Regions from separate parts of the Mus musculus genome. Here all the other regions are linked to region 1. Evidence: chromatin loops called from intact Hi-C (ENCODE). Cell type or tissue: heart. All regions are shown on one strand. Region 1 overlaps Zfand3 (zinc finger, AN1-type domain 3). Region 2 overlaps Zfand3 (zinc finger, AN1-type domain 3). Region 3 has its middle 29 kb from the start of Zfand3. Region 4 overlaps Zfand3 (zinc finger, AN1-type domain 3). Region 5 overlaps Zfand3 (zinc finger, AN1-type domain 3). Region 6 holds the start of Mdga1 (MAM domain containing glycosylphosphatidylinositol anchor 1). Region 7 overlaps Zfand3 (zinc finger, AN1-type domain 3).

Region 1 (4,000 bases):
TTCCTTGTGGAGCCTCCGTTGCTCAGCGTGGGCCGCCTGCCTCTTAGGACTCGGCACGCAGATGTGATTTCTAAACTCTGTCCTGCACACAGTGAAACAAAACAGGCAAATTCTGCTTTTCTTCCTATATCATGGCACAAAGATGAAATGATAGCTCACAGTTTTCCTGTCCCATGGTCTGTGGAATAGAGTTGTCATCTGGCAGCCTCTGAGAATTCTCCACCTTCCATTCTAAGAGGTGGGCTTTACCTCTGCGCTCTGTTGAGCTGTAGCTGTCCTACATTAAGGGTACTGGGAGCTGGCAAGTTCAATTTGGGGCATTGAGTGACTTCTAAAGAGAGAACCTTTTCTGCTCTGTGCCTCAGCTGTCTGAGCTGTGTAACTAGGGGAGCATGGGGTGGCCTGGCTTGTCGAAATGCTGTTCCTGGCATGACCGGTCTATGTTTGTCACTGTCCCTCCCTGTGGGGACAGGGAAGGTGGGGTGTGGCATTCATTTCTGCTGTGAATTGTGAGTAAAGAAGAGAGTTGGGTAGCGGGAGCAGACACTGCAGGGTTTTAGACTCGGCTTACCCTAAAACCCGTGGTGTGGCCCAGTGAGGCAGGGTAGTTCTGTGGCAAGCTGAGGACATTTTGGGGTCTGGTGGCTTTGTTCCATACTGACAGGTCCGTATGGTCCCTGAGGTTGCAGGTTCTTGCTCTGTATTGAGATGAGCTGTGCTGGTCTTCAGCTCTGCATTCTGTTAGCTCTCCTTGCCCTTATTATACAGACTGCTTGTCTCTTGACTAGAGAGGTAGAAATATGCTTGTTTCCTCCTCAGCAGTGACTAGGTGTGTGGCAGCCTGTAGGATTTGCTGAGGGAGATGAAGCAGTTGGCTTGCTGCTTTGCCTCTGGCAGTGGCTAATGCTCCCAGAATTTCCTCTTCAGGCAGGCAAGGGAGTTTACAGAGTAGTTTAGAAGACCCAGGTCTCCACATTTACCCTGACGCTTTGATGCAAACCACTCAGTTTCCACAGGTCTTAGCACCCAGCTGAAAAACGTCAGGTAGTAGTTATCAGATGGCCCTGTGCCTCTCTCTGTGGTCAGCTGCACCATCAAAGTGTCTCAGTTATCCTCACCCCTGACCAGGAGGCTGGGTCTCTATGTAGAGTTCACTATAGACCTGAGTTCTTTCTCAGTTAGGTAACAACATGTAGTTCCTTGACCAATTCTAAGATAAAAGTCCCTTTAGGTGGGTCCTTCCTAGAGAGCTGGAGTTCACTCTGGTCAAGGAGAGCCTTTGACCATGAGCTCAGAAAGGCGACTATGTGACCTGCCACTGTTTAAAGATGAAGGGCCTCAGGAGCACATGTGCTCTGGGGCCGGCTCTGACTAACTGCTTTGTGCTGCTCTCCTGGCTGCCTGCTTGGATTCCTCTAGGAGAGGGTGGGCTGTGCTGTGTGGCGATTTCCTTGAGGATACATGGAGTGTTTTGAAGATATGAACTGCCCTGGAAGGTGTTAGAGGGAAACATATTTACTACTGAAAGGGAGGACTCAACATAGTTGAACTTAAAACAGAATACTTCTCCACTGCAGAATAATCATTCTCTGTATATATTCCCGATCTTTTCTTCCATTCCCCTTCCATTCTGTACAGGTTATTAACTGCTGACAAGAAATTCACATCTCATAAATAATGCTTAAGAGCCATTGCTATATAAATTGAATGTGTTATGAATTGTGATGGGCCTTTTTGTAGCATTCAGTGCCTAGAGCAGGAAGAAGAGAGGATGTCATTTTCATTAATTTCTAATGAGGTGCCAATTAAAGGCAGAGAAGACGTTCCAAAGGGAAGAGTGGCCAAGCTCCCCAGAATCCTCCGCCCCGGGGCTGTCATCCAAGCACTGCCAGCAAAGCCTTCTCTAAAAATTCCATTAAATTACAGTCTCATCGAGAGCACACAGACATTCAGCTTCCCTTTGATCTTCAGAAGAGCAATTTGTAAGGCGAGTTCCGAGCCTTCTCACACAGGACAGCTGTGCTGATAGGAATTGTTAATTGCCAGGATGACGTTCCCTGGGCTTTTGCAATAAGTAGGTGGGTTTGAAGATGATTTCTTTTGTCTCACGGTGACTGAGATAACCTTTTGTCAACAGTCCCAAAAGAACCCCCTTCTCCTGCGCAGTCTTCCCAGGTACCAGTTAGACAAGGCATGTAGGACATGTGGTGTGGGTAGGCTGGTCCTCTGACCTAGAGCGTCTTCCAAAGTCCAGGTCTCGGGACAGAAGACAGCCACACAGAGCAGGCTTGCTTGTTGAGTTTCTGCTTGACAGGGTGGCAGAATTGGTCATTGCAAGTCTTGTCTCCTAAGGCCATCTAGAGGATGTTCTGAGTCTGGGCCATGCACAGCACCTAATGCTGTGCCCTCTGCATAGCATTGCTTCTCAAGAGCACAGAATTGCCTGTCAAGGACTAGTGTAAGGTCTTGTGTACATGTTTGTATGTTTTTAGTGTGTGGCAACTTAGTGGGCTTCACACAGGACCAGAGGCACTTTTATGACCTCATGGTAATCTCACGTTCTTGACTGTTTTCAGAGTAAGTTTTCTGTTCGTGTCAGGGCCCATGGTGCTGGGGCTGGGCTCTGCATGGGGTGCGTGGGACTCTGTGGTGTGTTGTCTTCGTGGGCTGCTGTGGCCGCTCTGGGTCTGTCATTCACTGTCACTAACAGCTGTTCTGAGATGACCTTTCAAGGATTTTGTTAAGTTCTATGAGGAGCAAGAGATGTGGGATGTGCGAGCTCACAGACCAAAGGCTAAGTGTGGTGCCGTGAGAAGTTCCTGGGCAGTATGTTGGGACACGCTTGCCCCCAGAGATTCAGTGAAGCGAGTCCCGCGTGACCGTTACTACCACTCTGCACACCCTTCAGCCTTTAGGACTTTTCATGCAAGCAGTTGAACAGCAGGCCTGGTCTTGTTTTCAGCTCTATTTGGAAATAACATTTTGTCTCAGGCCATTATCTGAGAGCTGCTTGTGTTCACCTCGGCTTTGTCGTCCTCTGAAGTGTTCCCTGGGGCCACAGACAGACACTGTTGTGTAAAGCCAGTCCCTGCAGCACACTCCAGCTTTAGGGAGCTCACTCCAGTGCTGCTGCCCTGGGTCCTCCGCCCATGGTTCGTGTGTGTGTGTGTGTGTGTGTGTGTGTGTGTGTGTGTGTGTGTGTGTGTGTGTGTGCGCGCGCGTGCGCGCGCGCTGATTTAGCAATGCTAAACTTCCAGAGTTGCTCTCCCCTTCGCTGCAAGCTCTTGTCCTTGATCAGGTGTTGTGCTTATTATCTTCAGTGTGGTTTAATCCAGAACATTCTTACCAACTTTCTGTTTTACAATTTCAATATTTTAAAATAAGGCCCTCTCTGTTGGACATGCACACACACATATACGCACACAAATGTCATGGGTTTTAAGGTCCAAGCGCCCTTCATCTGGGATCTGTTCACTTGTGCACTCTCTCTCAGCTGCTGTCCGTTGTGCTATGAGCTGTCCTGGAGCTTCACTCTGGAAGGCTCAGTGCTCTCCAGTCTCTCGCTGTTGATGCGGTTTGATTCGTGTGCACACTCGACTCTCCACCTCCGCTAGTGCACGCGGTTGTGCGTGCGGCATACTTTGGCAGTATTGTCCATGCTTTCATCAAAGCCTCCCGAGAGGCTGGGCACCGTGGCTTATGCTGTTAATCCCTGCACTTTGGAGACAGAGGCAGGAGATCTTGGAGTTTGCTAATCTGGTCTATACAGAGAATTCCAGGACAGCCAAGGCTACATAGGGAGACCCTGTCCCAAAAAAGCAAATGATGTCCTTGAGGTTTGGCATCTAGTTATGACTCTTGCCTGAACCAGTCTCATGTGACAGTTCAGAATGATTTGATTCCACAGTTTCTGTTTGGCACTGGCATTCTTTGAGTAGAGACACCTTTTTTTTTTTTAAACCTGTAGTTGCCATGGATCCCTCCCTCCCTCCCTCCCTCC
Region 2 (4,000 bases), 170 kb before region 1:
ATGAGCACAAATAAAAAGCTCATTTAATGCATGTATGAGAAGGCCCTTGGAGGCCAGAGGAGTCAGATCTTGGAGCCAGAGTTACAGGGACTGCATGGACGAGGGTGCTGGGAACCCAGCTCAGGACCCTGCAGCAGTGGTGCACAGCCCTCATCTGCACATCAGCACACACTGACCATTGAGCCAGCTTTCTCCAGCTCCCTTCTTAGCTGTTTGTAATCACAGTTTCTGCTTTGGCTAGTGTGTTTGTTTTCTTTTACTGTCAAAAATGTTTGAGGCCGCCTGGCAGTGGTAGTACAAGCTTTTAATCCCAGCACTCGGGAGGCAGAAGCAGGTGGATTTTTGAGTTCGAGGCCAGCCTGGTCTACAGAGTGAGTTCCAGGACAGCCAGGGCTACACAGAGAAACCCTGTCTCAAATAAAACAAAACAAAACAAAACAAAACAAAACAAACAAACAAAAAAGACTTTAGTTCACAGTTTGGTGGAGTAAGGGCAACAGTGGCCACTGGCATGGGTTTGGTCCTGGCGAGGACCTCTTAGATGCCATCACAGTGTTGGGAGCATGTGGGAGCGGTAGAGATGATAATATGGCAAGATGTGGTGTGGATAGCTTCTGGCTTCTCTGTCTCTAAAGGCACATATTTTTAGTTATGGCAGTCACACCCTAATGACTTTCTCTAAACCTTACCGTCTCTCAGAGGGCTTAGCTGTGAGCATTTCCCACCACTGTAAATTCTCACAATAGTGATTTAACTCTACATGAGTTTAGGAGGGGGCAAACTATATTCTTATCCAGTAACTGCATAATTTTTTCTTTGGCATGGAAAGTGAGATAGAATGAATTTGCAATTATGGTCAGTATAGGGTGTGTTACCCTTTATTCTCTAGTCTGGTTTTTTTTTTTTTTTTTGGGTTTTCGAGACAGGGTTTCTCTATAGCCCTGGCTGTCCTTGAACTCACTCTGTAGACCAGGCTGGCCTCGAACTCAGAAATCAACCTGTCTCTGCTTCCCGAGTGCTGGGATTAAAGGCATGCTATCTGGGTTGTTTTGTTTTTCCAAATCTGTGTCCGTGGAAACATGTTAGCTACCTTGTAAATCATACATTAATTCTGAACGCCTAGAGATTGGCAGGTAGGGCTGCTGTGACAGAGGAGGGGGAACTAACAGTGTCCGTGGGAACAGTGTGGCTGCCTTGAGCTCAGCTGGGTTGGATATTTTAGAAATAACATTTTTACATTGTTAATTGAATTTTGATTAATATTACTTTCTCTTGTTAAAGAAGGCATGTGTTTATATTTTATTTGAATATGCCTACATCTGTCAAAAGGACTTGAGGTAGTAGCTTTATAAAGTGTCAGCACAAAGTAGAAGAATGATAATGTAATGCCATAATTAGACTGGTGAGCCACTGTTTTTCAGGACCAGTATTCAGAAGTTAGTTTTTTCCCACCTAACTTTTCAGGAGATTGTTAGGCACAGATTCCTTGAGGCTGTAGTGTCAGTGCACTTGCACTCCCCCTGCTGGCGGACTCTAGAAGTCTGCATGAGGAAGAGAACAAAGGTCTAATGCAGTCTTGAGTATTTGTCAAATTTCATATTCTTTGTTCGTTTGTAAAAAAAAAAAAACTGCTCTTCCGAAGGTCCGGAGTTCGAATCCCAGCAACCACATGGTGGCTCATAGCCAATCTGTAATGAGATCTTGACTTCCTCTTCTGGAGTGTCTGAAGACAGCTACAGTGTACTTACATATAATAAAAATAAATACATCTTTAAAAAAAAAAAGAATATATATATACATATATATATATATATATATATATATATATATATATATGGGACGCCATTTTGCAGAAGGGATGATTGTACCCTGTTTTGTTTGCAGCAGTCAGGAGGATGTTCATCGACTTCTTTTAATATTAATTTAGATTTTAGTTATAGCATACGTCAGAAACTTTTCTTACTCAAGGGGCGGGCCATCTTGGCCACCTTTTCTACCTGGCTTTTTTTTTTTTTTCTTAAGGAGAATATTCTGTAATTTTTATGCCTTTTAAAAAATCATTCATTAATAGGGCGTTACTTACAGAGTGTAGTTCAGTTTCTGTACAATGTTGGTAGCTGTAGGGGTGAATGTGGAAGAAGTGACACTTGATGAAGCTGTGGGACCATTCAGCTGCTGAGACTCCCACCAGTCACACGCAGTAGCTGGGTTTAGAGAGTGAGGACAGGGATTCCAGGCTGCAGGGAACGTGAGCTGGGAGAAGCACTGTTCAGGAACTGTACGCATTGATTACTAATCATCACATCAGCTCTGGCTGTGACCCCGCCCCACAGAGAGAGAGGAAGACCTGGGGCTGTAAAGCTTTTGTATTTGCAGATGAGAAACCTGCAGAGTTCATTCTGCATGGATCTGGCTGCAGGTGAGGGAAGACTGTCCTTTCTGGCTCTAAGTACACTGTGGGAAAGGCCAGTGGCATATATGTACTAGATGTGTGGATTTCTTGCTCAGTATATATTTAGAAGTGTGACTCTGAGCATTAAGTGTGGTAACTAGGGTGTTATTCTAGCATTTCAATGTTTTCAAAGCTTCTTAACTAGAAATATGTTGTGTATTTTCTGTTTCTCTTTGTTTCCTTGCATCACAGTTACTAATAGGAACGGAATCTTCAGATTTCAGTGTACACGAGATGTGCACTAGGGATAGAGTGGTACCCACTGGGCAAGTGCTCTTGTGAGCTATACCTGTTAGTCCCTGGAGTTTTTTAGAAAATGCAGTTAAGGAAAGAATGGCACAGGCAGTCTGTGGGGCTGCAGAGATGGTGCTGTGCTCTGGAGGATCTGAGTTGAGTTCCCAGCACCCATATCACATGGCTTCCAACTGCTTGCAACTGCACCTCCAGGGCATCCCAGGCTTTTTTCTTGCCTCTCTAGGCACCCACAAGCACCCACAAACATCACAGATACACACATATACACATAAAATACACATAAATAGGCAAGGGGTTTTGTGTGATTTATGTTTTGTTCTTGGTTTAAGTTATGCTTTGATTTAAAAAAAAATTTTTTTTAAAGATTTATTTATTATTATATGTAAGTACACTGTAGCTCTCTTCAGGCACACCAAAGAGGGAGTCAGATCTTGTTGTCAGATGGTTGTGAGCCACCATGTGGTTGCTGGGATTTGAACTCTGGACCTTCGGAAGAGCAGTCGGGTGCTCTTACCCACTGAGCCATCTCACCAGCCCCTTAAAAAAATTTTAATGACTTGTTTTGGGTGTTATTTTAGTATTACTGTTGAAAAGTTTGGACCTTCACTGTTTTTCTCGTTCTGCCTTAACCAAAAAAGATTTAGTAAACGTATTTTCAAATAGGCAGGGAGTCACGGTTTTGATTATAACAACTGTGTAACCAGGGCCAGGCAGGCAGTCATCTGTTTGGAGGAAGCAAACAGACTAAACAGCAGGGGACAAGCAGTGTTTGGGCCATTTGCCAAATCCTCCTGTCACATCACTTCTGTCTGAGGTATGAGGGTGGGTTGGCTTGATAACAGGCAGGAAGTTCCATCGGGGCAGGGGCTGTTTGACTTGGTTTTCAGACACTGTTTTTACCAATGTTTGAAACATAATGGGTATGCAAAAATGTATTTATGGAAAAGAACTATTCGCCCGCAGAGAGTATTCCTGAGACAATAAACATGGACACAAACAAACAGTCTGTTGGCTCACTTCTTTGCAGTGGGGTAATTGTAACTCAGCTCTATAGATATAAACACTTTAATCTTTTTCACAGGCCTCTTGGCCATAAAACTGTTCACTAAATTGATAATGGTATTTTTTTCCCTTTTAAAATGTTAGGTTTAAATGTGAGTGGTTAGGTTTGCATCTTCAGAATTCATATTTAATATTAGCTTCTAGTAGTTCATTGTCATGAAAATAAAGTTTCTTTGTGCAGAACAGTTGGAAATCAAGGACATCTGATAGTACTAACCGTGAAATACTTTG
Region 3 (4,000 bases), 220 kb before region 1:
AACCAAACAACAACAACAACAAAAACAAAGAAAAGAGAAAAGAAAGAAATAGAACCGACTGTGTATATCACGAGTTAATTGCTCCATGTCTTATTGGACATTGTGTTGCTTAGAGTTGTTGCTATTTTTTTTCCCTCAGTGTTGAGAATTGCGCTAAGGGCCCTGCCACTGAGCTACATCCACAAACCCCTCCTCCATTTTGTTTTGGAGGATAGGGTCTCCCTTAGCTCAGGCTATCCGTCCTCCAGATCTCAAGTGCTGAGGGCCTGCAGCATCACATCCAGGGTTGGCCATTATTAGCAAAGCCGCTGAAAATACCCATGTATCTGTTGTCTGAGGAATCCATTAACATTATTTTCAGACACATACTTGACTTTTAAACGCAACAGCAGAGCACTTTCCACCTCTTCCTGTGGACTGCTCCATGCTGGGCTGAGATTACTCCATAGCTTGTGGGAGAAGAGAGCAGCCTCAGGCCTCGCCTCTGGCCCCCTGCTGATCCTCGGCGTCCCCAACCACAGCCTTGCGTCTCCATGTTGAGGTCCCTGTCTGGAAGCTGCAGCAGAGGATACAGAGAGGTTTGGGTTTTGTCTTTTTTTTTTTTTTTTTTTTTTAAATACTGCTAGGCTATTTCGAGGGTTAGAACTGATTATCCTGACAGAATTGGGATCAGCTATGAGTTGGGCCCCTGGGCACACCTGTAGGGAATTATCTTGGTTTTATGAATCGATATAGAAAGAGCTATCTTCATTTCGAGAGGGACCCTTCCCTGGGTAGGGAGTCTTGGACTGTGACATTAGGGATTCGGAAGAGCTGAGCACACATGCATCCGGCACTTGCTTCTAGCTGCTGATGCTTTGTGGTCAAGATGCTTCAGGCTCTTGATGTCCAGACTTGCCCACCATGATGGGCTGTGACCAGGAAGGGTGAGCTCCCTATCACTGGAACAGGAGAAGAAATGAAGAAGCTGGCATTTTAGATGTGAAACCGTTTATCCTGCAGATTGAAGACTCGGCCTTGGGAAGGCTGGTGGCTCTGAGTCCAAACTGTGGTTCCTCTGCCTGCCCGTTCTTTGGGCTTCAGCAGTTGAAGCTCTCTGAGGCTACATTTCCTTACCTCGGAATCTGGGAAGAGTACAGCTTACCTCGGGGGCACTGTCAGAATAGCCTAACAGACATAAATCACACAGCATAGCATGCCACACCTGCAACCGTGTTGGTTTTTCCTTGTTTGTTTTCTGCCCAAGGTCGCACAGCTAGCAAGCAGAGACACTCTGGAAACAGCTTTTGAAAGGAGGGGTTCAGGGGGAAAATACAAACCACATTACTCAGTGCCAGATTAGGGTCTGTGACAATGACTTTGCGTCTCTATACCCGTGCCACATCCTCGTACTTAACATACAGCTGGACAACAATCAATGTGTGTTCAATGAGTGAGTACAAGAAGGAACAGACACGCAGAAGGGCTCCCACCCAAAACTGCCTTTAGGAACCTTGTTTCAGAAGACTCAGTGGATCAGAGACTCTAGTGGTTAAAGGGGCTTGCTGCCAACCCTCATGACCGGAGTTCAATACTCAGGGTCCACATGGTGGAAGGAGAGAACCAATTCTCAGGGTCCACATGGTGGAAGGAGAGAACCAATTCTCATATGTTCTCTAACCTACACACACATACACACATACACACACACACACACACACACACACAAATGCAAAACAACTGGACAAACAAGCAAGACCCCAAACTTATTTCAGGCTGACATCCAGGTATAATTCCCTGGGATGGAGAAGCTTGCCAATAACCCCCCAGTGGGTGTTATTTTCTGGGATGGAAAAGGTGTTATCTGCCTCATATCTGATGAAACAGGTCACAGATTGGCATCAGGGAGCAGGGAGAAGGTAACTGGCCACCTTGAGTACAAGCTGGTCCTAGTGACTTGTGCCTAAAGGAGATCTGGGGTGGATGTGGAATAACAGACAGGAGCTGTTGCCAGAATGTACACCTCAGGCCCCTGCCACCTCCCTTCCTCTGTTGCCAGGAAAGCCCAAGTTTGTGGGGACTGCCTTGAAACCAGGCCAGGAAACAGTCTGGAGTTTCTTCCTGCCTCCTGGAGACGGGGTTTCTTCTGCAGCTCTCTCCTGTCTGGGGGTGACTCATCAGTTGTGGTGTCCTCCATAGCAGAAGAGGGTTCCAGAGAAGAGGGGCCGCCCGGGGCATATCCATCTGCTGAACAGCCAGTGCTGGCAGTAAGGCCTCTGGGCTGTTTCAATTGTGACCACAGGGGGGCGAGAGGGAGCCAGGCCCAGCGGCCCGGCCATCTGGATGTTCCTAAGCTGGGAAGAGCCCTGGACTAAGCCTGCGGAGGCGGTGCTGATGCTTCTTGGGCCTCCCAGGAGCTCTGGGCCTCCACTAAATCTGAAATAAACTCTGCCTAAAATCAGGACTAGAATCTCTCATTTACAGAGAGATTCCTAAATCAGGGGAGCGTACTTGCTCGATCTATCTACTATTGATCTCCTGAAAGCCTTAAGTCAGCTTCTTCCCTTATCATCAGGTCAGTCAGGGACTGAAGACTGTAGCTACGGTGATTAAGGCTTTGCCTAGCATGCACGAAGCCCAGGGTTCCAGCCCAAGCACTAGCTAAGCTGGGTGCGGTTAGTACACATGCTTGGATATGCTCACAACCTGCATTTTATATGTACATATATTTGAGGCAGGGGTATCTTTTTTATTTATTTATTTATTTATTTGATTACTCGGACTTTGTTTTGCTTTCTTGTTTGTTTGTTTGTTTAGATGGATTCAAATAGCCCAGGCTGGCCTCCATGGGCTTTGTGCCTGGGGGTGGCTTTGAACTTCTCATCCTCCTACTTTGACTTCCTCAGTGCTGGGGTTACAGGTGTGTGCCACCATACCTGATTTAAGGGATGCTGAAATGTGCTAGGCAGGCTTGCTAACCTTGCTTGTGTCTGTCCCTCACCTGGATCATAGCCCACGGTCATATCAGAGCTGTCCCCATGTGAGGTCAGAGGTCGACACAGGCTCTCCACAGCCTTTGGTGCTTCGCCTTGACTTGTCAATAATCTCCATCACACCTCAAAGTAGATGATACTGAGCCTCAGAGATATCGATCGAAGAATCCAAAGCCACACAGCTAGAAGAGTGTGGTGTGTGCTCCAGAGAACATAGCCCCTCCATTTCCCACACCCAGTAAGACCCCCGCTCCCACCTCCCATCACAGCCATCTGCTTGCAGCAAGCAACTTGACCTCTGTCCCCCACCCCTCCTTCAGACTGGGGGACTTCCCAGGGAGAACAGAGTCTTGCCTAATTGCAAAGGCTTAAGCGTACAAGCCTTTGCTTGAAAGTGATTGAGGCTTAACTCCAGGAACCAAGTCCAGCACGATTTACTCTGAGTATCTGTTAATCCCTCTGCCTGGCCTAGAGAGTGCTACCTGGAGTGATACCCAAGGCTATGTGTGAACATGTCCGTCCCCCCACCCCCAGCTCCTCTCCTCCTTGACCTCTGCACTCCCACCCCCAAGCCCAGTCCCTTTCTGGGACTGCAATATGTGTTCACCAAGACTGTCTCGAGGGCTGGTGAGATGGCTCAGTGGGTTAGAGCACCCGACTGCTCTTCCGAAGGTCCAGAGTTCAAATCCCAGCAACCACATGGTGGCTCACAACCATCCGTAACGAGATCTGACTCCCTCTTCTGGAGTGTCTGAAGACAGCTACAATGTACTTACATATAATAAATAAATAAATCTTTAAAAAAAAAAAAAAAAAAATCCAAAATTTAAAAAAAAAAAAAAAAAAAAGACTGTCTCGAAAGAAGGAACACCAGTCCAGATGTCACGGCTGACACCTTGGGATTTGACGGCCTCTCAAACTCTCTCAGGAGTCTCCATCACTTAGGGCCTGGCTCAGACTGTGTTGCGCTTGACCTCAGGGTTCCCTTTATCTGCAGCTCCAACGGTGTTCTAACTTACCTGATAGAT
Region 4 (4,000 bases), 80 kb before region 1:
ATTGGAGACATCATCTGTCTTTGGCCTAGAGTTTACCAATAGGCTACACTGGATTTCGGGCAAACTTCAAGGGCCCTCCCCTCTCTGCTTCTGTAGTATTGGCCTTAAAAGTGTGGCAATCACAAACACGTACCACCACATCTAGCATTTTTTAATGTGGTTTCTGCGGATTGAACTCAGGTCTTCACTTTACCAATTGAGCTTTTCCTCAATTGAGCTTTCCCCCCCTCTCTTTTTTTTTTAAAAATGAGGAAGTAGACCCAGAGAACTTAAAGGAACTTTGTTAGTTCACTTAGCTCCTAAATCTTAATGAAATGCAGAGTGGTTTGTTTGAATGTAAAGACTAAGTAGCTTGCATTTCTTTCCCTCAGCCTGTTTCTACTGGCAAGCACAGAGTGCACACTTTTCATTGACTTGGACTGAGCAACTTTAGGACCGCTTGGTGCTTTGGTCCTATTGGACAAAGCATGTTTTGATAATAGGAGATGAGCGTTCTGGTGTAGCTCTGCCCCTGACTGTCTGGTGTCTCTTGCCCTTGGTTGCCCTGCAGATAGGTGTGTCTCCTTCCACAGAGTATGATTTGCAGGACATGTTATCTGTACCACCAAACACTCAGCATGAGTCTGTAAAGCAAGGAGGCTTTACAGATGAGACAGTCAGATGCTGAGCAGAGGTTGGGGGATTCTTCATTGTTTTTATTCAGAAAACTTGACTGGCGAGGGACCTGTGCTTGTGTGTGAGGCGTATTTTAAGGCAGACATCCCTCTCTTTGTTGGGAATAGTGGATCTGATTGACGCATCAGTCACTGTTGTCAGTTACAGTTTAGTACTTTAAAAAGTCATGAAAACAGAGGTACACGAAGTGACACATATGTTAATGAGCTTGATTTAGCCATAGCATAGTACCTATTTTAGAATAACATTGTGTATGATAAAATACGTAACTTTCTCAATTTAAAATATTCAGAAAAAAATTGAAAAGTTTTACAGTGTATACTAGGCAACAAGGAAGCACTTTGGCAAGAAAAAAAAATAACCAAAGAGTAAGATCTGTTTCATATACTTATAGGAAAAATGTCATTGCTTGTGAAAAATAAGAATTAGGTCAGGACAAAATATAGCTTCAGTGTTTTAAGTAAGTGGTAGCTGCACTTGCTCTCTGCCCAGGCTTTGGTCTCTAGTATGTGTTCTCACTAGTAAGCGTCTCCATCAATACAGCAAAAGAAAAACTTTTTAGAGTTTTCATGATATTCACCAGTTGAAGACATCGTTATAATAATATGCCTTTTCCAAAAATTCATTGCTCAACCTGGTAGTTCTGCTAAAGCGAATGTGTACCCAAAAGAATTGAACCCTAAGTAGGATACGTGACTAAGTATGTGTGTGTCACTTTTAGCTCGGGGCTTCTGGGCCTTATTTCTGAATTGCGTGGTATCTTCAGCAATAGGGACTTAACTTTCACCCCTGGCTGAGGGTAACCTAGGGCAATCAATAGCAGGGGGCCGTGTGCTAGACAGCTCTGGCCAACAACTCAAAAGAGGGCTTCTCATGGTTGGTCCTGGGAATTTTGGTAGGTGGTCTTGAACTTTTGGAGGGAGTGCTGTCAGCCTAGATGAGAAAAGTTCAATAAAATTATAAATATGTATTTGTACAATGAGTTATGGCACATTTTGTTTTCTATGGCAGTATTCATAGCGGATCAAACTCTGCTCACGTTTAGACTGTGCTGTGAGTGGACTGTCTTTGTTTTCTGTTCTCTCTAGAAGCCTTCAGAGAAGGTTTAGTTAATCACAGGGCACAATTTTTGTGACATTTTACTTGTGGTACCTAGCACAATAATTAAAATATATTGCTTGGCTATTGAAACAATATTTTTTTTATTACAGAGTTAAAACTGTCGTCTGGAAAGAAACTCTATTATTTAAAAATGAATATTATTTGGTAAATAACTTAAAATTTAAAAGAATAGCTTCAAATGGAAGGATATTGATACATTGCTTTGTGGATCAGTTTTCTGACCTTTTGTCCTCTTGGATCTGAAAGACCATTAATACAAAGTTGAACTTGTGGGAAAATGACAAGAATTTCCTCTTAAGTTCTTGTTTTTGGGCAGGCTTGCATTTACCTGTGTAGTTTTGTATGTTGTTACTTTTGATGGAACACAAATGTTGCAATTACTCTACAGTGTTTTTATTCAGTAGAGAAGTGTTACCTTTTCTCTGTGCAAGCTAGAGATGTTTGAGGGTAAGAATAACCCAGCGCGTAGGGGAGGGAGGTATCCAGTGTGACTGACCTAAGAGATTTTTGCTAAATTGCTTTCCTGAAGGTTGGATCTTACTGTGAAATGTGCACCCAGCCCTTTTGTAGCCCTTTGTATTTTTGTATTTCTTCCTGGGCCCAGAGGAACATCAAGGGAGTTTTTGTGAAGCCAGCAGAGGGCGCATATCTGATGCTCTTGTACTTGAAAACAGGACTGAGTGAATTTTTTTGAAGCAACTTGAAAACAGGACTGAGTGTATTTTTAAGGGTTCTTCATCAAAGCTCCTCCCTTCCCTCAACATTCTTTTTTTTTTTTTAAATTGTGATTTAAAAAAACCATTGTGAAATAAAATCAGATGAAAAAATGTTTTAAAGGATTTGTTGTCAAATCTGACAGTTGGTTTTCTCCCTAAGTTGGAGAACATCAATTTAGAGACAAGCATCTTACTGGGTAGCCCTGGCTAGCCTGGAATTTGTTATGTAAACCAGTCTTGACTTCAAACTCATAGATATCCACCTGCCTCTGCCTCCCTAGTGCTAAGATTAAAAATGTGCACTACCACTCCAGGTCTGTGATCTAGACATTTTTAAAGAAAGAGTGAAATTGAACAAAAATTGTGGCTTATTCAAGTGGTATTTATTTTATATTTATGACATTTAATTAAAGAAGGGTAACTGCTTTTAACCATTTTAAATTAAATTATAGTAATGACTGTGCTTTAGTTCATGTTATGAATTTGAAGTTCAAACGGTATAGGGAACAAAGTTACAATTCTGAATCTTATTCTCTTTTTAAATTTTTTTTCCCCTTTATGTGTTGTGTGTTGGCTCAGGTGTCATTTTAGGAGCTTTGACCTACTTCCCCTGAGACAAGATCTCTCTCTGGCCTGGGCCTCACTGTCTCTGTCTCCCAGTGCTGGGGTTACAGGGTGTGGCCTCCCAGCTGCCGTTCCCTGTGGATTTCTGGTTCTAGGATTGGACTCAGCATCCTGTGCTTGTGATGCCCATGGATCTTGTGCTGTTAAAGGGAACCAAGTGCAGTGGTGGGGCTTGTTACACTGTTCAAGCAGATCTGCCCTTAACCCCCACTGAGTCTTTCTTAACCTGTCTTCTCCAGAGCGGGGGAAGAGTTTCTGGCATAGAGAAATTTAACCCTCTTTTAACCTTATAAAAGCGTTAAAAAACCCCATTAATGCTTATTTCAACCCAGAAGTGCTTGCTTTCTGGGTGTCTTAGGGTTTTCGTTGTTGTGAAGAGATACCATGACCATAGCAATCCTTATAAAAGGGCAACATTAAATCAAGCTAGCTCACAGTTTCAGAAGTTTAGGCCATTGTCATCTGGTGGGATGCATGTCTGCATGCAGCAGACTCGGTGCTGGAGGAGCTGAGAGGTCGTCTACATGTTGACCCGAAGGCAGCCAGGAGGAGGCTCTGGATCACACTGGCCAGACTTGAGCGTAGATATTTGAGACCCCAAAACCCCGCCTCCACAGTGACACACTTTCTCTAACAAGGCTGCACTTCTCCACTAAGACCACACTTCTAATAGTGCCACTTCCCATGGGCCAAGCATATTCAGACCACAAACTGGGGGTGTTTCTATTTGACCAGCTGCTGCTGGCTACTTTGTGTTGCTAATGCTGGCTGTGTAATTGCTTTCTCAGTTAGTACACAGTGTACCTCTTTTTCAGCCTAAATCAAGCAAGGCCTTGTCTTCAGAACCTTGACTGAAAAGACGA
Region 5 (4,000 bases), 89 kb before region 1:
AAGAGCTTTGTTGAGAGAGAATCCACATTCCTTAAAATGAATTCACCCCTATCACCAGCATCTTAGCTCAGAAGACTCCCACATCCATGTGGGTGGCCATGGATGATACACATTGTATGTTAAGTCACAGTCAGTGTGGAGCCCTAGCCACTTGTCTGCACAAGGTAATTAGTAACTGATGGCGGAAGTGTGAGCACCATACATAGTAAGAGGATAGAGGAGTGTGGCCAGTGTTCCCCGAGCTTTGCTGCTCAACTCAGTAACCAGGGCAGATCGAGGCGGGTGGGGCTGTGGGGGTGGGGTGTGTTTGACTGGAGTGTCCCCTTTTGTGATCAGGACTCAGTGGGGAGGGGACTACCTGAACTTGTTTCTGAGGTTTGGTTGCTAGCCCAAATACACAGAAAGTAAAATTTGTTTCACACTTCTTCATATGTGAACAGTAAGTTGTTTTTTTTTTTTTTTCTAAGACCTTTAAAAATGCTTTGCATGATTATCTCACCTCCTGTGTGAACACACAGACATTTTCTGTGGGTTTTCTGCAAGAGTAGAAAGTACTTTTAATTGCTAAGCCAACGATTGTCCCCTTGACTACATTTTTAAGGTATTTGTTTTTTAACAGGTGTGGATTTGTGAGTAGGGCATTTTTGTTTAGAGTAACAATAGGAGCCAGGCATGGTGATCCTTGCCTTTAATTTCAGCAGCTTGGAGACAGAAGCGGATAGATCTCTGAGTTCATGGTCAGCCTGGTCTAGACAGTGAGAGACCTTGTCTAAAAAAGAAACAAGGAAAAAAAAAAAAAGAAAAAAGAAAAAAAAATAAAAAACTGGTAGAAAATTTTTGCTTTTCTCCAATTTTGTTTTATGAATTAAAAATAATCTGAACATTATTTTCTTTTTCACAGTCAGTAAAACAATCATTTTTATATCAATAATCTTTTTCATGTCCATAAATATGTAATTAAAATGTAAGTAGATACTTGTTTTAGGGTTTTATTGATGTGAAGAGACACCATGACCAAGGCAACTCTAACAGGAAAACATTTAATTGGGGCTGCCTTATAGGTTCAGAAGTTCAGTCCATTATCTTCTTGGCAGGAACATGGCAGCATCCAGGCAGGCATGGTGCAGGAGGAGCTGAGAGTTCTACGTCTCAATCCACAGGCAGCAGAAGGAGACTGTGCGCCACACTAGGCACAGCTTGAGAATAGGAGACCTCAAAGCCTCCTCAGTGACGCACTTCCTCCAACAAGGCCACACCTCCTAATAGTGCTACTATTGGGCCAAGAATTCAATACATCCACTTATGGGGGCCATACCTATTCAAAGCACCACAGTACTGTAAATAATGGTTTGGGATTATGTGGAATAGACCTTCATGTCACTCTTGTTCAAAAGTAAATTTAACCAATTTTTCTCAGTTAAAAAAATACATAGTTGTATATCATAAGTCATTCCGATTTTTGGTGAAAGTATAAGATTTTAAAATGTGGAAGACAAGATCATAAAGTTTGACATTTGTGTCTAGCACTTGGAGGTACATTCTGTAGTAGTCCGCATCCAGCAGCCTTAACTTCCACCTGCACTGTATTTGGGCAGTGGAGCTTAGGGCTTGGTGTTGCTGCTTGCAGCCCAAGCATGCCCATCCCTATCGAAAGTTCATCTTTCAAGACTTGGATGGAAGAATTTGGTAAAACACTAAAACAGCCAGATTTAATATTCTGATATGCTTTTTGCTCCGAAGAAATCTCTCATTTTGTTTTAATAGTGATTTTTAATCTTTACATAATGAATTTTAGGATCCAAAAATCTTTAACCTGAAAGTTAAAGACCCTTGAAACAAAGTAAGGGGTGTGATGGATGCAAGAGACTTGGCCACCCTCTAGTGGCCATGGGGCCATATTCCACGTCACCTGTCACTGGGGAGGGAGATGAAGTTACTCTGTACTAGAGTCCAGACCCTAGAGTGGCAGGGATGGAGGCAGAGTGAGAGTCCTAGAATGTCTGCTTCTCTTACCTTGGTTGATGGTTATTTCACTTCTACTTTCGCAGATTTTAAAATTTTATTCAATTAAACTTTGTATTTCTTGAGACAGAAAAATAAGGTGCAAGCAAGCTCATATAGTGTTTGCCAGTATGTATTGGGCACTGTTAAACACATTACACATAATCCTTAAAGTATGGATTACATACTTTGGATTGCATGGACCTATGTGCATTACGTTCATCCAACCCCGCTGGTGTTTTCAGAGAGTAGTAGTTATTCTCTACATTTCTGTGGCCTGCCATTTTCCATGTATTAACACGCTTTTCCTCTGTCTGGCTCACTGACGCTCTTCTCCTTTAATGAATGTCTCAGACATAACCTTCTGGTGGACTGCTCATCGCCCAGTGAGCCTTAGTGTAAACGGATTCTGCGTTTCTATTTCAAACCTTCTTAAATACAGTACTTAATGCTCTCTACTATATAGTGTTGCCTCCTTCCTGCCTTTGCTGTTTCAGTGTTTACAGAAAGCATCTAAGCACTTTCTTGAAACAGTGTATTAGGAGCTCTGCCTGCCTCGGGGGCGGTTGTTTATCGTCTGGCTGATGTTATTTCTTTGTTTCTTTGACTTGTTCATATATTAACATGAATGACTTCGGTAGAAGAGCTTGGATATTTTTAAAATTGCATTGCTTAGTTGGCAAGTACCATACATTATTTGATTTAATCTTCTTTTTATCAATATAGTGACTAGACCAAGACTGACAATATGAACTTAACTTTGATGTCTGTAGGAATGTGGAGAAGTCCATCCTAATCCATTTAATATTACTTTGGTACCTTAGATGCTTAGTTAGCTGTATAGTTTCTGTTTTAAACGAAGCACCTATTAATTAAACACTTATGAAAACGTGCCTAGCCTCATTACTAATCACGGAAATGTGAGCTGAAACAGAACTTTGATAATGTCACACTGTTATATTGACAGAAGTTAAACTGTCTGGTAGTAGCAGAACTGAGTGGGCTCTGCTGCTAGGGTGAGAATTGATGAGTCCTCCCATGAGCAGTGTGATAGGGTTTGGTAAGGGAACACTGGTTTTGTTTGGCCTAGTGTTTCTAACTGCATACCTCAGAAATGCTCACACACATAAGACCAGTGTAAGAGTATTCATGGAAGTAGGACTTTTATTAATGAAAAAGTTGGGAATAAATGAACTCCATTTCAGAAACATGGCTGAAACGTATCTGAATGATGGGTATGTAATGTGTCATAGTTTAGAAACATGTAAAATCATGCTATTTGTGGCTGCCCATCCATGGATGCTTAATATAAGAGATAGGTATGAGCAGACATTAAAATGCAGGTCTTGAAGCAGGATTTCAGAATAGTAGTTATGCTGAGATAAGAAGGGGGTTGGCCTGAAGGAGCGGACACAGAGCCTTAGGCTGACCTGCAGGCTGACTGCTTATATATAAACTCAGAAGCAGATAGAGTGAGGCACTGAGACTGACACACAGCTGGGTGGTAGGTGCAGATGCAGTGCTATCCACTGTACACCTTTTAAAGAGTACCCAATGGAGTGACTGGGTGTGTGTTGTGACAAAGCTAGCCATAAAGGTGGCCATTGGCAATGTACAGAACAGAGAGTGGTAACTGGAAAGCCAAAGGCAGTGCTTTAAAACTTAGGCTTTACACTCAAATCCTAGCTGTGCACTTCCTAGCTACTGGCTTTGAGCCTTAGTGAGCTTATCCTTGAAATAGTAATAGTAACCTAGGGATGTGTCAGGAGATGTGAGAAGGGAAAAAGGCATGCTAAAAGTGGTGAGTACTCAAGGTACCCACCACTGTAGCTGACAGCACTAAATAATGGTGTTAATCGCTATGCTAATAGTAGTGTGTTCACACACACACACAATTTGTTTTATGTCTGAGCATATAAGATTTCTAGCCAGGCCGTTGGTGGTGCAGACCTTTAATCCCAGGTCTAGGAGGCAGAGGCAGGTGGATCTCTTGAGTTTG
Region 6 (4,000 bases), 310 kb before region 1:
TCTGCTTTGGGGTTCAGAGAAATGGGTGGGGTAGAACACATCCTGGCTCTTTACCACACTCCTTAGTTCCAATCCTGCTGAGGTGTCACCAAGCTTTTGTAACCTTGCAAGGGACACTGTCCACCCACCCTAGCTCCTGTTTCTCCCGATTCCCATTCACCTCTAAAAAAGATGTCCCACTCAGCAATCCCCTCTACAACCCAGCTTTGCCTGGAGCCAAGCTATCTAAGTTCAGGAGCAAAGAGTGCCCCTGAAGAACGAGGGGCGAGCAGACCCAGTATATCTACCCTTCCTGACTTGTAACAAGAGCATCAGGGACCCCAGCATATGAGAGATGGGACAGAGAAGCTTGAAAATGAGGGTCTACATAGACCATAGTTCTTGTTCCCTAACCTCTGTCCTCGTTGTTGGGGCTCCTAAGTAAACCCAGAGAGGACTCTTTAAATGTACATCAGGCCACCCAGATGAAGATGGAGAAACCCAAGCCAGAGAGCATGAGATAGTGTCATCAGACCAGCCCAAGGACGCAGGAGAAAGGTGCCGTTGACAGACCCGCACCTCAGGAGGGTGTGTGAGCAAGTTACAGTAGCCACTTGAAGGTGGCAGTGACTGAGCTGCTGATATCTTTAGTGATTCCGGAGAACAGGAACTCTGAGGCCTCTGGTGTCTTCCCCTGCCTTGTTTTATAGCCCCCCACCCCCAATACATAAAGCTCAGCCTCTTGCAGCATCCCTCCCGCCTGCCTTTTCTGGCCTATGCCAGGGGCCAGGCAGTAAGAGACACACAAACTAATTAAGAAGCAGAGTTTGGCTGGATGCCTGGGCTGGCCTCACCAGGGAATTAAGCCCAAGCTGTTAGAGCCCAGGAGCGTATACTTTCCAGATACCCCCTCCCCGGGACGCTCCTTCCTTCTGCCTGGCACAGTGAGAGACCCAAGACCTGAAGCTAGTAGCCAGGGGATATGGCTTCTGTCACCCACACTGTCTGGGTCCAACACCCTCCACTCTCAAAGAGAATAATTAGATTCTTAGCCCCAGAGAAAGCAGGAGAATCCTGCCCACCCCAGCCACACATCATTAGAAAGTAACTACAAAGCCCACCCTGCGGTGAGCAGAACGCAAAGTCAGGGCCATGGGCTCTGGGGACTGACTGACTTTCTGTGCTGTGCACGTCGGGAGGATGACCCTGGGTAGTATTGAACCAAGGAGTCTTCGGTGAGGAAACCCGCGGCATGGAGTGGAGAAAAGGTGATCAGAATACTCCATGGCGCGACTGAGCTTGTCTTGGGCATCCAAGAGCAGAGCTGCGTGGCGGGAGGCAGGGTTTAGACACGTAGCCGGATGGGTGCGAGCCGTGTGTGCGTTTCCTGAGGACTGTGGCTGAATGTGTCTGTGTGTGCGAGCAGGCAGAAGGAAGCTGGGGCTGGGGTTCTGTGGTTGGGAACCAGCGACAGGAAGAGCTGGCTCAGGAGAGGTCTGAAAAGGGATGCCGAGAACAGTCGGCGCCTGGGCTAAGGGATGCCCAACAGCTCAGACCGCCAAGAAGCTAGAAGAGGCGATCGAGCCGCGGCCACTGCCCGGAAGGCGAGCCAGCCTCAGGGCCGCGGTGCTGGAGAGCTTCTCGCCCGCCAGCCGCGCACAACTCCGGATCGCTCATCGCCCGCTTCCACTCGGGAGGCTGAGCCGAGGGAGGAAAAGGATTCCGTGGGAACAGCTGCCCCAGCCCAGAGCTTGGGCTCTTCCCGGGTCTCCTGAGCTCACTGTATTATTCTCCCAAGACTTCCGGATCTCTCTAACCCCTGGAAAGATTTCGGAAAGCCGAGACCTTACCCCGGCATCCCCAGCCTCACACCAATAGCCTAGGACCGCTTCTTGGGCTCGGGAGCAGCCTGCTCGGTCTCCCGGCGCCCAGGCGAGGGCGGAGACGCGGCCATCAGTGCATCCACCAAGCCCCGGCAGCGCGCACTTTGAGCAAGATCTTGTAAAGTTTCCGGGCGGCTCCGCCAGGGTAGAGCGGGACGCTGGCTCTTACCATAGACTCCTTGTCCCCGACAGTGGAAGGGGATAAGCGCCAGAAGTAGAAGACAGGTCACCTCCATCTTCACGGCCAGTGCTTCATCCCCGCGAGGCGGCGCAGCCTGAGAGGCGGCGGGGGGCGCATCCGCCGGGGCACCGCTTTGCCCTCTGCGTTCCCTCCTTTTCCCTGAGTCGCGACGGAGAGGGCGGCGACCGAGACTAGGAGTCTGAGCAAGCCGCGACTCGGCTCTGTCCTCTTCCCACAGGGCGGCTGCCCGGGTGGAGACGCAGGGGGCGCTGCCCCAGACCTTGAAGCCTCTGCGCACCGGGCGCAGCAGCCAGCTCCCTGGCCCAGAAAGCTCGGCCACCGAGCAGTCCTAGGTCCCCAGGGCTGTCCACCGAGGGTGCTGAACGCGGGGGGACCTCTCTGCTGCGGCGGCCGCGCTCCGATCCAACAGGCCACCGATGCCTGACAAACTTGTCTTTTCCCCGCCCAGGGGACGCCCCTCCGCGGAGCCAGGCCAGGAGGCCCGGACTCTGCTTTGGTTAATCCGCTGGCTCCAGTCCTGCAGTAGGTGTGGAGGGCTCCGCAGCCCGACCCAAGGGAGCCGGGCTGGGCGCCCTTCCCGGAGGCGAGGGCGCCGGGTCCCGGTCCTCTGGAGCGCTGGAGCAGCGAGGACTAGGTTCGGCAGCGGGGCGAGCGCTCCGGGTCCCCGAGTCCGCGAAGTTAGCCGAGCCGCCGCCGAGGAATCCGGGGGAGGCGATCGCGTCCCGGCGCCCCCGCGGGAATCCAGAGAACGGTTCCAAAGCAAGAGGGACCGCAGCCAGCAAGGGAAAGAGGAAAGTTTGAGTCCTTTGAAAATAATTCGCGCTCTTGCGGAGGCCCGGGCTCAGGAGCTGCTGGCCGCCTCCTCTCTCCCCGCTCCTCTCCCGCCGTCTGGCCGCCGCCGTGGCATTCCCGGGCTCCGCGATCTCGGGAGAGCGGGGCTGCGCCGCGCCCCAAGTTGGGCGTCCCCGCCCCCCTCCCGGCGGCCTGGGCCCGAGAGGGCCCCAGCGGGCGGGGCCGGGCGGGCTCCGGGGCACCGCGGCCACTCCGGCTCCGGGGCCGCGGGAGCGCTCCGCTCGCTCCCTAACTTGGGCTTCGCTGTGCTGCTTTCTGGTCCCTCCGAGCTTTTCATTCCGCGCTTCCTCCACCTCCCCATCACCACCACCCCGCCTCCCGCTCTCCCTCCTCCCTTCTTCCCTCCTCCCATCTCCGCGATCGGTCTCTCGCTCTCCCACCCTTTGTCGCTCGCTCGCTCTCCTGTTTGATTCCCCTCCAGTTAAAAAAAGGGGAGCCAATTAAAGGCAGCCCAGCTCGCCCGGCCCAGCCTCTGTCCAATTTCCTTGCTTCCCCCAGGACCAATTAGAGAAAACAAAACAGGGCTGGGGGAAGCAGTCTCTCTCTCTCTCTCTCTCTCTCTCTCTCTCTCTCTCTCTCTCTCTCTCTCTCTCTTTCCCCGCCCCCCCCATCTCTCTCTCCCTATCTCCGCCTCCCCCACCAGCCCCCTGGCAGAAAAATGTCAGAAAGCAGCAATGGATCCATCTATCCCGAGGACAGTAGCGGGAACGTGGGTTCGGCGCGGGCTCTGCAGCCGCGCACTCGCACACGCTCTCCGCCCTCCCTTGCACAGCCCAGGCTGGCAAAGCCCTGGCCGGGTGCAAACGCTCGCCGCACGCTCGCCGGGCAAGCACCGGCGGCTGGTTGCTGGGACGCAAGCCTGCAGGGCACTGGACACTTAATGAATGTTTTGCACTTTGGAGAAGGTGATACTGGAGCCTAGGATCGGAGGGAAAGGCCAAGGCGTCTGCTTCTCCTAGACCAGAGCTGGCGCGAGAGGCGGTTGCCTGCTGTCGCTCTGCAGGGATGTTGGCTCGGCTTGGGAATCCCGCCACCTCCACCACCACTACCCGCCCCTGGCAGAGCCCCAGCCCCTTTCCAAGCT
Region 7 (4,000 bases), 62 kb before region 1:
CTGCTGTGAGCGATGAGGCTGATGGATTTGACATGGAGTGGTAAGGGAAGGAGAATATGGAGACATGACCCCCAGGCTTCTGTGTTCAGCTTCTAGGTGCATGCTGTTGACAGTTCCACGAGACAGTGGAAGGGCAGAAAACGGGGTTTGTTTTAGTTCCTTAGGAAGTGCATATGTGAAACCTTCTCTGTCCTATGTGGCTTAGACCTGGAAACCTGACTGGGGCAATGTGGGAATGAAGAATGGCAGTAGCTGGGCTTTAGTGGGCTGTGCCTCCTCCTGTAGAGGGTCCCTACTACACACCCTAGGCACTCACTTCTGCAGTTGCAGTTCTCGCACATATTGATTTGCCAACCTATTTGGACCAAAGGAAGCCTCTGAACCTATCCAGGGGAAGATTTTGTTATTTTTCCATGGGTCTGAGGCAATGTTTTTTTTTTTTTTTGACATTGTTGCGCCCATGTCAACAATACATATTCACCCAGTACCACAGGAGTCATCTATCCACATCAGAGTTAGTCTCTGTCTCTCTGTCTGTCTCTGTCTCTGTCTCTGTCTCTGTCTCTGTCTCTCTCTCTCTCTCTCTCTCTCTCTCTCTCTCTCTGTGTGTGTGAGAGAGAGAGAGAGAGTGTGTGAGAGTGAGAGTTATCTTGATCACCATGAGAAAATAATAATCCGGTCCAGAATTTCCCATTTCAGCTGTTAACAAAGCCAGAAGAGACTATTCATAAAAGGAGTTTAAATAAACCCAGCTGCATTGAAATGTGTTTTCCCTTTAAGCAGGGTACATGGTGACTATATTGCAGGGTTTTGTAACTAAGTCTGTTGGCTCTTAACTCTTGCTTAAGCCAGTTCTTTCTTAGACCATTTGCTCAAGGTAACATCCAACACCTAGAATTTTATTAAGATTTTAATCAGAAGGCTGAAGTTTAGTTTATGATTTGGCCTGCTACTGCACATTGTTTTACAGCTTTTTAAAGTATGATCCCTGGGTTGGTAGGGTTCTAGTGTCTGATACCCGTAAGCTGGGAAGACGGGGAGGGAGGGAGCTGAGAACTCGCTTCTGTCAAAGGAAGTCTTTATGCAGTGCTTTGAATGAACAAACTTTTGAGGTACAGGAAATGAATTTTTATTTATAAGTGGGTTGAGATAAAACTCTTGGCAACATTGTTTTTTCCTGTAGCTGACTGCTTGAAACATGAAGTACTTTTTGGTATGGATACCAAAGAAAAGCTTCCTGTGGCAACGGAGAGTTGAAATGTGTGCTAAGGGCAGTTAGGGTTTGAAGACTGGAGAGGAGATGTGGAAATGTCGAGAACCCCTCCTGTATATAAGCTTGACATTTCTGGGTCCTTTGGCACTGCTGCAGAGGGTGAGCCCAGCTGTGTTTCAGAATAACTTGCAGCCCAAGACCCAGCTTCAGTACAAACTTTCAGCTACCTAACCCCACCATGTCCCACTCGGTATGGGATGAGTGGAGATGAGGAGCCATGCTTGCTGCCATTCACTGATCTCTCATGTCTGCAGTGGTGATGGAGAAGCCTTGTACAGCAAGACAGGTCACTACTGAGTAAGTTGGAGCAATGCCGTGAGTTTCTCATCTCTAGTGATGATGGAATAGAAATGCATGGATTTTACTCACTCGTGGATATAAATGTTAACCCATAAGGGACTCAGAGTCCTTATAAAGACACTGAATTGTTAACGGTTCAGAAGAGTAATTGGTAGGTATTTTATGTGTGATTGAATGGCAGCATTTTGCTTTAGATTTATTTATTGTGTATGGGTCTTTGACCTGCATGTTTATCTGCATGCCACATGTGTGCCTAGGGTACCTGCTGAGGCCAGAAGAGGTTGATCCCACGGGATCGGAGTTACAGATGTCTGTGAGCTCAATTCCTACACCGTGTAGGTGTAGGAACTGAACTTATTCCTTTGGAATTGTTCAGTCACTTCTTCAGCCCTAGCTTTTTAGTTTTAGAGAGAGGTAGAGGGTAGTGGTAAGGAAGGAGGAAGGGATGGAGGGAGGGAGGGAGTCTCAGACATTTCATGAGGCCCATTTTGTTTTGGGACTGGTAAGCTGTAAAAGACAGACGGGTGTAACCGTGACTCTCACTTTGTTTTTTGTTATACTTGCATGGTTATAAACTCACAGCTATCTTTTTCTGAGGCAGTGCCTTATAGCTATTTTATTTAACTGAGTTTATTAGTTACTCATCTAATAAAAAACTTTTAAAATAATTAAAGAGATTCTTTTAAAAAGAATTCTAATAATATTTTGGTCTAGGCATAAAATGGAGGAAGGGGTACAGTTTTGCTGAGACTTCCCTCGTATCCGTGTGTCAGGGTTGTTCAGGTTCCCTCCCCCATCCTCCTATCTTGGCCTATAGAGAACATGCATTATGCACAGGTCTAGCATTTTATTTTATTTTATTTTATTTTATTTTATTTTATTTTATTTTGAACTTTGGATTTTCTCAGTGATGGCTCAGCAGAGTGTTTCCATCTTGTTGCTAACTGGTAAAAACAGTACCAGGGTTCTTATTCACTGGTGTGGTGGGCCTGGACCTCGCAGGCTGCTTTGCAGTGAGAACTTGACATTGTATGTTATGTCTTTAAAAACAAGCTTCCTTTCTTCCCAATTGATTGATCTCCTTTCAGAAACTCATGCTTAGATGGTGAGAATTTCTGAAAGTGAGTAGCAACAATGAAGTGGATTAGCTGATAGATTTATACTTTTGAGTATACCATTAACAGCACTGGTAAAAAGCAAGGAGTGCTGGTCCTGATTTCCTCATGTGTGGTAACGGAGTCTAGCTTTCCTGTTTATTTTAGAATTATAGAAAAACAAGTTTTGCAAACGTTAGGCCCTGACCAGAAGCAAGAAGCAGCAGCTGTCTGTGGACCCTTGGTTATCACTGCCTTCCGGGGCAACGCTAGGACGCCCCGTCACCTTCTGGGGGGCGGGGAGTTCTTGAGTCTTCCTGCTTTAGTCCTCTCTGGGTGTGGGTCAGGAAGCAGGTGCTTCGTGAAATGAATGCGCCGAGCCATGCTCTGAAGCAGGCGGGCAGGGGGCAGCAGGGAAGGTACGCTGACCCAGGGGCACAAGCATTTCCAGTTTCTTGTGCCTGAGTAAAGTTGGTATCTGTCTGTCTCAAGGAGTTGAGGACTCTACTAGGTTCCATTTCAATGTGTACTAGATTCTATTTCATGTCGTTTTGGCCTCGTAACATTTCCTTTTGTGTGGAATATGGTTGTGGGAAGACACTAACCTTTGATATAGGTGTACTAATAAGATGGTATAAAAGTTTTTATATATATTGGGTTTTTCAAGACAGAGTTTCTTTGTACGGCCCTGGCTGTCCTGAAACTCACTCTGTAGACCAGGTTGGCCTCGAACTCAGAAATCCACTTGCCTCTGCCTCCCGAGTGCTGGGATTAAAGGCGTGCACCACCACGCCTGGCAAAGTTTTATATTTTATCTTATAACATGCAAAGGGCATTATTTTATCGTATTTATATAGCATTTTCTTGATAATTGACAAATAATAATACTGAAATAAATCATTTTTAATTTGTCAAAACACTGAATAAGAAAGTGTCTCCATCATACTGAACACACGTTCGTGTAGAACTTGGTGCTAAACCATTCGTAGAGGACCTTCTTCTGGGTCGAGGTTTCATACATAGCAGAGCAGCTCCCTCACTGTGATCTATTAAAAGTCAGCCCTCAACACAAGGGTTTGCAAAAAGTGGGGGGAAAAAAAAAGAAAAAAAATTGTCTAGGAGATATATACAGGAAAGAAACAGCACAGGACTGGGTGGGCTTGACCTGCTGGCCCCTCCCTGAGTCCTGGGGTGGGGGCTCTTCCTATCCATGCCTGCTCTGTGCCTGAGGGCAGGAGCTGTGTTGTCAGCTTGAATTGAACACTAATTAGAAAACCAACCTCCTTGTGTTTTTATGTCTGTTGTAAACTAAATGCAGCCCATTTCTTTTCGC

What was found. Peaks named below come from ENCODE experiments on the same cell type or tissue, not always from the same donor. Only the 100,000 strongest peaks of a DNase experiment are listed, where the experiment ranks them.
Region 2: it touches region 1 in a loop (2.3-fold over the local background); 2 of 42 quality-filtered maps call a loop at or near these places.
Region 3: it touches region 1 in a loop (2.2-fold over the local background); 11 of 42 quality-filtered maps call a loop at or near these places.
Region 4: it touches region 1 in a loop (3.0-fold over the local background); 11 of 42 quality-filtered maps call a loop at or near these places.
Region 5: a loop joins it to region 1, with 4 times the contacts of the local background. A loop is called at or near these places in 11 of 42 quality-filtered maps.
Region 6: a loop joins it to region 1, with 2.4 times the contacts of the local background. A loop is called at or near these places in 6 of 42 quality-filtered maps.
Region 7: it touches region 1 in a loop (2.0-fold over the local background); 6 of 42 quality-filtered maps call a loop at or near these places.

The regions. Positions count from the first base shown.
Region 1 is chr17:30,192,947-30,196,946 of GRCm38, forward strand. All of the region lies in intron 5 of Zfand3 (zinc finger, AN1-type domain 3), which reads left to right. Among named protein-coding and RNA genes, the nearest start is that of Zfand3, 190 kb to the left of the region's middle. In heart, a CTCF peak has its summit at 2,370; no DNase peak of the experiment used is centred here; H3K27ac peaks cover 3,464 bases.
Region 2 is chr17:30,023,328-30,027,327 of GRCm38, forward strand. The region is part of intron 1 of Zfand3 (zinc finger, AN1-type domain 3); the gene reads left to right. Among named protein-coding and RNA genes, the nearest start is that of Zfand3, 20 kb to the left of the region's middle. In heart, a CTCF peak has its summit at 1,524 (motif pointing left); a DNase peak (open chromatin) is centred at 3,514; H3K4me3 peaks cover 489 bases; H3K27ac peaks cover 1,602 bases.
Region 3 is chr17:29,973,664-29,977,663 of GRCm38, forward strand. No RefSeq gene overlaps it. Among named protein-coding and RNA genes, the nearest start is that of Zfand3, 29 kb to the right of the region's middle. In heart, no CTCF peak of the experiment used is centred here; a DNase peak (open chromatin) is centred at 2,278; H3K27ac peaks cover 396 bases.
Region 4 is chr17:30,112,526-30,116,525 of GRCm38, forward strand. All of the region lies in intron 2 of Zfand3 (zinc finger, AN1-type domain 3), which reads left to right. Among named protein-coding and RNA genes, the nearest start is that of Zfand3, 110 kb to the left of the region's middle. In heart, a CTCF peak has its summit at 2,435 (motif pointing right); no DNase peak of the experiment used is centred here.
Region 5 is chr17:30,103,677-30,107,676 of GRCm38, forward strand. All of the region lies in intron 2 of Zfand3 (zinc finger, AN1-type domain 3), which reads left to right. Among named protein-coding and RNA genes, the nearest start is that of Zfand3, 100 kb to the left of the region's middle. In heart, a CTCF peak has its summit at 1,881 (motif pointing left); no DNase peak of the experiment used is centred here.
Region 6 is chr17:29,885,416-29,889,415 of GRCm38, forward strand. Mdga1 (MAM domain containing glycosylphosphatidylinositol anchor 1) reads right to left here and starts at 3,163. Exons shown (of 17, transcript NM_001368423.1): 1 at 2,032-3,163. The coding sequence starts at 2,098. In heart, a CTCF peak has its summit at 2,309; no DNase peak of the experiment used is centred here; H3K4me3 peaks cover 3,302 bases; H3K27ac peaks cover 2,637 bases; H3K27me3 peaks cover 2,442 bases.
Region 7 is chr17:30,130,867-30,134,866 of GRCm38, forward strand. All of the region lies in intron 2 of Zfand3 (zinc finger, AN1-type domain 3), which reads left to right. Among named protein-coding and RNA genes, the nearest start is that of Zfand3, 130 kb to the left of the region's middle. In heart, no CTCF peak of the experiment used is centred here; no DNase peak of the experiment used is centred here; H3K27ac peaks cover 303 bases.